Linked DNA regions of Homo sapiens: region 2 is linked to region 1. The links are chromatin loops, found by intact Hi-C in ENCODE. Cell type or tissue: PC-9. All regions are shown on one strand.

Region 1 (2,500 bases):
AGGCCTGATCTGGAGGCCAGGTTGAACCACCCCCGAGAGTGAAAACCCACAACAAGAAAGCATCTACAGGCCGGGCGCAGTGGCTCACGCCTGTAATCCCAGCACTTTGGGAGGCTGAGGCGGGCAGATCATGAGGTCAGGAGATTGAGACCATCCTGGCTAACACGGTGAAACCCTATCTCTACTAAAAATACAAAAAAAAAAAAAAAAAATTAGCTGGGTGTGGTGGGCACCTGTAGTCCCAGCTACTCGGGAGGCTGAGGCAGGAGAATGGTGTGAACCCGGGAGCGGAGCTTGCAGTGAGTCGAGATCGCGCCATTGTACTCCAGCCTGGCGACAGAGCAAGACTCTGTCTCAAAAAAAAAAAAAAAAAAAAAAAAAAGCATCTACACAGCATTATTCTGTGCAAAACACAGCCCACAGCAGGTTTCCAGTTGTCAGAACTGACTCCCCAGTGTGAGCTCCTCCACTCCTCACCTGTCATTAAGGGCGTCATTTCCATAGAGAACGTTCTTGAAAATCAGCCCTTCTATGAAGCTTCTTTCCAACATACCCCTCCCTGTTCTTTCCCTTCCACCTGGCAACAGAAGACATTTTCTCTTCTCTTTGAGCACACTGGGACTACATGCAGCTCCTGGGGAAATTCTCCAAAGAAACAGATTCTTGCTTTTAACTCCTGACCTACTCACACAACAGAGCCCACAGCAGGAAGGCCCCATTCTCGGCCTAGTGAGCTGAGGTGTTGCCACCCACTAGGCACAGCTGCTCTGCTAATTTTAGACCTCTCTGAGAAGTCACTTGACTTCAAGGCACTTGGAGACACACATCACACCCTGTCTCAGGAGGTGGTCTGGGGTGGGGCTCACTCTGCTTTCAACACCCATAACACCTTGTAACCTACAAAAGTGACTTTTTTTTGGAGGTTCTCCTCAATAAATGATAAAAAATAAATGACAACACTCAAAATGAGCTGTGAAACTGAAATTTGTTTCCACCTGGTCTAGCCCTGAAGCCTTAGGTGCCTTATTCAGCTGCCTGATCTTTACCAGGCACCACCTCATATTCCACACATCCACAGCTTAACCCTGGTGAGTGCCGCCTGGGGCAATTTTAGTCACCCAAGCTAGGACCCTCAGGACAACCCTGACTACCTTCCATCTCTCTCCAGTCACTAAATCTTAAACTGAAAACTATTTTGTCTCCTAAATAATGTTTGCAAACTTCCCCTCTATTCTGGCACCCTCATCCCATTTCAGGTTCTCTTCAGCGTCTCCCTGCACACTGCAGCAGTTTGCCCACAGTCACCCCGCCTTCTGTCTCATCCTCAAAGTCTAGCATCTATGGTGATCTTTCTAAAACCATGTCTATATCTCACTTAAACCCCTTCAAGGCATCCTGTCAGGTTCTCCAGCCTATCTGCTCATTAGAATCACCTGGGCCCTTAAAAAAAAAAAAAATCAGTTCCTGCTTCCATTCCCAGAGATTCTGATTTAAGTGGACTGGATGGGAGAAAGAAACCATATTTCTTTTTAAAATTTCCCAGGAAATCCTAATGTGCAAACATGGTTGAGAACCCCTGACCTGCAGGATAAAGTCCAGGCTCCTTCCCATGGCACCCAAGATGCTCCTGACTGGGCCCCTGGCCACCCTCTCCGGCCAGCCTCACTCCTGGCCAGTCCATGCCTTTATGTGCCAGCAACACTGAACTGCTTGCAGCTCCCAGCATTGCTTATGCTGTTCTCGCTGTCTGAAGTGCCCTCCCTACTGGTCCAACCAACATCACCTTCTACAGAAAGCCATTCCTGACTACTTTCCCTCACCTCCAGGTGCCCCGTGAAACTTTGGATGTGTCTCTATTACCGAACATTCACATGATTTTATGATACCCATCTTTCTTAAACACAAGGGAGACATTTATTTATACAGGGATAGTTCACAGAGCCCAAAGCTGCTGAAACTATAGCTGGGCCTCTCAAGCACTGGAACCCTGAATTAGAAAGCTTTCAGATACCAAGGTGCTTTCTTTCAGTCATTTTCTCTCACTGGGTTACGTGGCTTCTGGTGTCTGTTCATTGCTTTTGGATCTCCTTGGCAGACAACATTCTCTACCTCTGTGTACCTGGGTGGGCCAAAAATGGGCACTTCACAAAGGCTGAGTCAACTCCTGAAGGCCGTGTTCTCACTTCCAGCAATACTGACCAACATCCTGGCTGTCAATTCTAAAGTCCCTGAAGAGAGAATCTTATTGGCCCAGGGGTTCACCCTTGTCCATCAGCTGTGGCCAAATAGGGTTGCTGCGTAAGAGGCAAGTCTTGAAAAAATAGAGAGGAGTCATAGGATTAGCAGACTACCTAAAAGGTGACAACTATGCCCCAAGAGTCAAGGAATTCTTGAACTATGTGATAACCATGTATAGGTCAGCAATAGAGACCAAGTGCTGTGTGAGCCCAGAGGAGTAAACCATAGTAGTCTTCGATGTCAGGGAAGTCCTCACAAGAAA
Region 2 (2,500 bases), 110 kb after region 1:
ACAAATCTTATTAATTGGGCAAGCTATTAGGCAAAACAAATCTTGTTTTAATGTGCATTTCTTTGATTATTGGTAAGGTTGAATAGATTTTCTTAGCCGTTACAATTTTTTCTTCTATTTGTTTTTCAGTTTGAACCTACAGAGGTTGAACTGATGATGAAATGTCCTAATGTAGACATCATGGGGGCAATGAGAGATGTGCTACAGAAGCCTGGGTAAGAATTACTAGTGGAGCAGTGATAGTTCAAAGAGTAAGGCCGCATATGGGTTCCTTGTATAATCATAGAAAGAAGACAATACAAAGCTATTAGGAAACTCAGAGTCAGGAAGGAGAGAAGAGAGACAGTGATAGAAACTGGCAGTAGCAGCTTAGCAGTTGTAGAGATAGAAGTAGAATCAAGATTGTCCTCTGTCATAACTGGTTAAGGGACTTTGAGCAAGTCTCTTGAATCTCTGAGTCTCAGTTCCCTCATTTATAAAATGAAAAGGTGAATAAGATGCCTCTTCAATTATAAGACATCTTGTCTCTAATTTTAACCTGAAAGGTGAGACAATTTCATGGAGGCAGTCAACAACTTCAGAAAGCATAAGGGATCTTGCAGTAAGGTGGTTATTTAAAATTACTCTGATGTTATAGTCTATGAATTGCTTACTTCTGCTGCTCTTGCTTCTTTAAAATTGTAACCTTAAATAAACCGTTCTATTTTGAACTAATTTCAAAATTATAGAAAGACTGCAAATAATATCTACTCTTTACCCAGAGTCGCCTATTATTAACATTTTACCTTTTTATCATTTCTGTTTTCTCTCTCACTATATATGTGTGTGTGTGTGTGTGTTTTTTCAGAACCATACCTATGTCCTGGCCCTTTATTCTGAAATACTTTAGTATATATTGTCTAAGAATAGAGACATAACCACAGCACAGTTACCAATTTCAGTGACTTTAACATTGATGAAATATTTTTATCTGATCAATCTACCATCAGTTTTCCAATTAACTGAATAATGTCCAATATAGCATTTTTTTCCTCCTCCAGGAAAGAATCTAGTCTAGTATCTCATATTACATTTAGTTGTCATGGCTCTTCAGCTGGAATATTTTCACAGCCTTTGTCTTTTATGACAGTGACATCTTTGAAGGATACAGCACCCCTTACCTCTTTTAAAAAACAAAACAAAACGTTGCTCACTTGGAATTTGTCTGGTATTTCCTCATTAGATTCCTCATTTCCTCATTATATGCTATGTCTTCGGGGAATCACATCTGGAGGCAAATGATGTCCGTCTGTCCCTCAATTGTGATGTTAATTTTGATCACCTGGTGAGGGTTTTGTCCAATTTATCCAGTGTATAATTACTCATTTCCTTGCAACTAATAAGAAGTCTATGGAAAAATACTCTAAGATCATGCAAATATCTTGTTCCTCATCAACATTTCTTCCTATGTTTAGATATAAGATGGTTTTTGCCTTACCCAATCTTTGCCCTAACTGGTTGCAAAATGATGATTTTCTAACTTCAACAATCTCTCAACACTCTACCATAAGCAAGAGTATTTCCTTTTTCTCCATTTGTTTTATCAATTAATTATTGGTATGCCTTTATGAATTCCTGTTTTTTTAAAAAATTTCTAACCTATTTTAACATGCAGGATATATAAAAAGAAAACTATAGAGATGAACACTCAACCAAAATCCTTTCCTATCATTAAATATAAAGAATAATGCTTAAAAATATTATAAAGGAAGTAGAATACAATAATAATTCACTTATCTGGAAAAAAAGTTGCCTGGTAAATGTAATGATCCAAAATATAGAGGAAAATATCAAAGCAAGTGAAAGGTCTTTACACTAAGTAAATGCCCCCAAAATATCAGAGTTGTTTTAGCCTTTTCTTATTTTATATGCTTATTTATTTATTTATTTATTTATTTATTTATTTTGAGACAGAGTTTTGCTCTTGTTGCCCAGGCTAGAGTGCAGTGGCAAGATTTCAGCTCACTGCAACCTCCGCCTCTAGGGTTCAACTGATTCTCCCGCATCAGCCTCCCGAGTAGTTGGGATTACAGGCACCCATCACCTTGCCCAGCTAATTTTTTGTATTTTTAGTAAAGACAGGGTTTCATCATGTTAGCCAGGCTGGTCTCGAACTCCTGACCTCAGGTGATCTGCCCACCTTGGCCTCCCAAAGTGCTGGGATTACAGGCGTAAGCCACCGTGCCCAGCCTTATATGCATTTTTAAACATTGGTTAGTTTCCCCAGCCCACTCTAACATGATAAGACAATTCAAGGGGAGGTGTATGTGTGTGAAATGTGTGTGCAGAGCTAACCTGTAGCAGCAGGGGCAGCAACAAGAAGGCACAGCAGAAAGATCAATTATGAGGGCCACCAAATCCATTAGACTCAGAAGAGTGCAGGAACATAGAAGGCTGTGATTACTTAGTGTATGGTGAAGAGTACTAAGTACAGTACTTGTTGGCTCCTGAGGATATCTTG

Evidence for each region. Hi-C counts contacts between places; a loop is a spot of excess contacts. Peaks named below come from ENCODE experiments on the same cell type or tissue, not always from the same donor. Only the 100,000 strongest peaks of a DNase experiment are listed, where the experiment ranks them.
Region 2: it touches region 1 in a loop (16-fold over the local background); 9 of 110 quality-filtered maps call a loop at or near these places.

The regions. Positions count from the first base shown.
Region 1 is chr1:178,605,410-178,607,909 of GRCh38, forward strand. No RefSeq gene overlaps it. Among named protein-coding and RNA genes, the nearest start is that of C1orf220, 64 kb to the left of the region's middle. RefSeq lists enhancers at 512-661, 672-811. In PC-9, no CTCF peak of the experiment used is centred here; no DNase peak of the experiment used is centred here; H3K27ac peaks cover 534 bases.
Region 2 is chr1:178,718,305-178,720,804 of GRCh38, forward strand. No RefSeq gene overlaps it. Among named protein-coding and RNA genes, the nearest start is that of RALGPS2, 5.7 kb to the right of the region's middle. In PC-9, no CTCF peak of the experiment used is centred here; no DNase peak of the experiment used is centred here.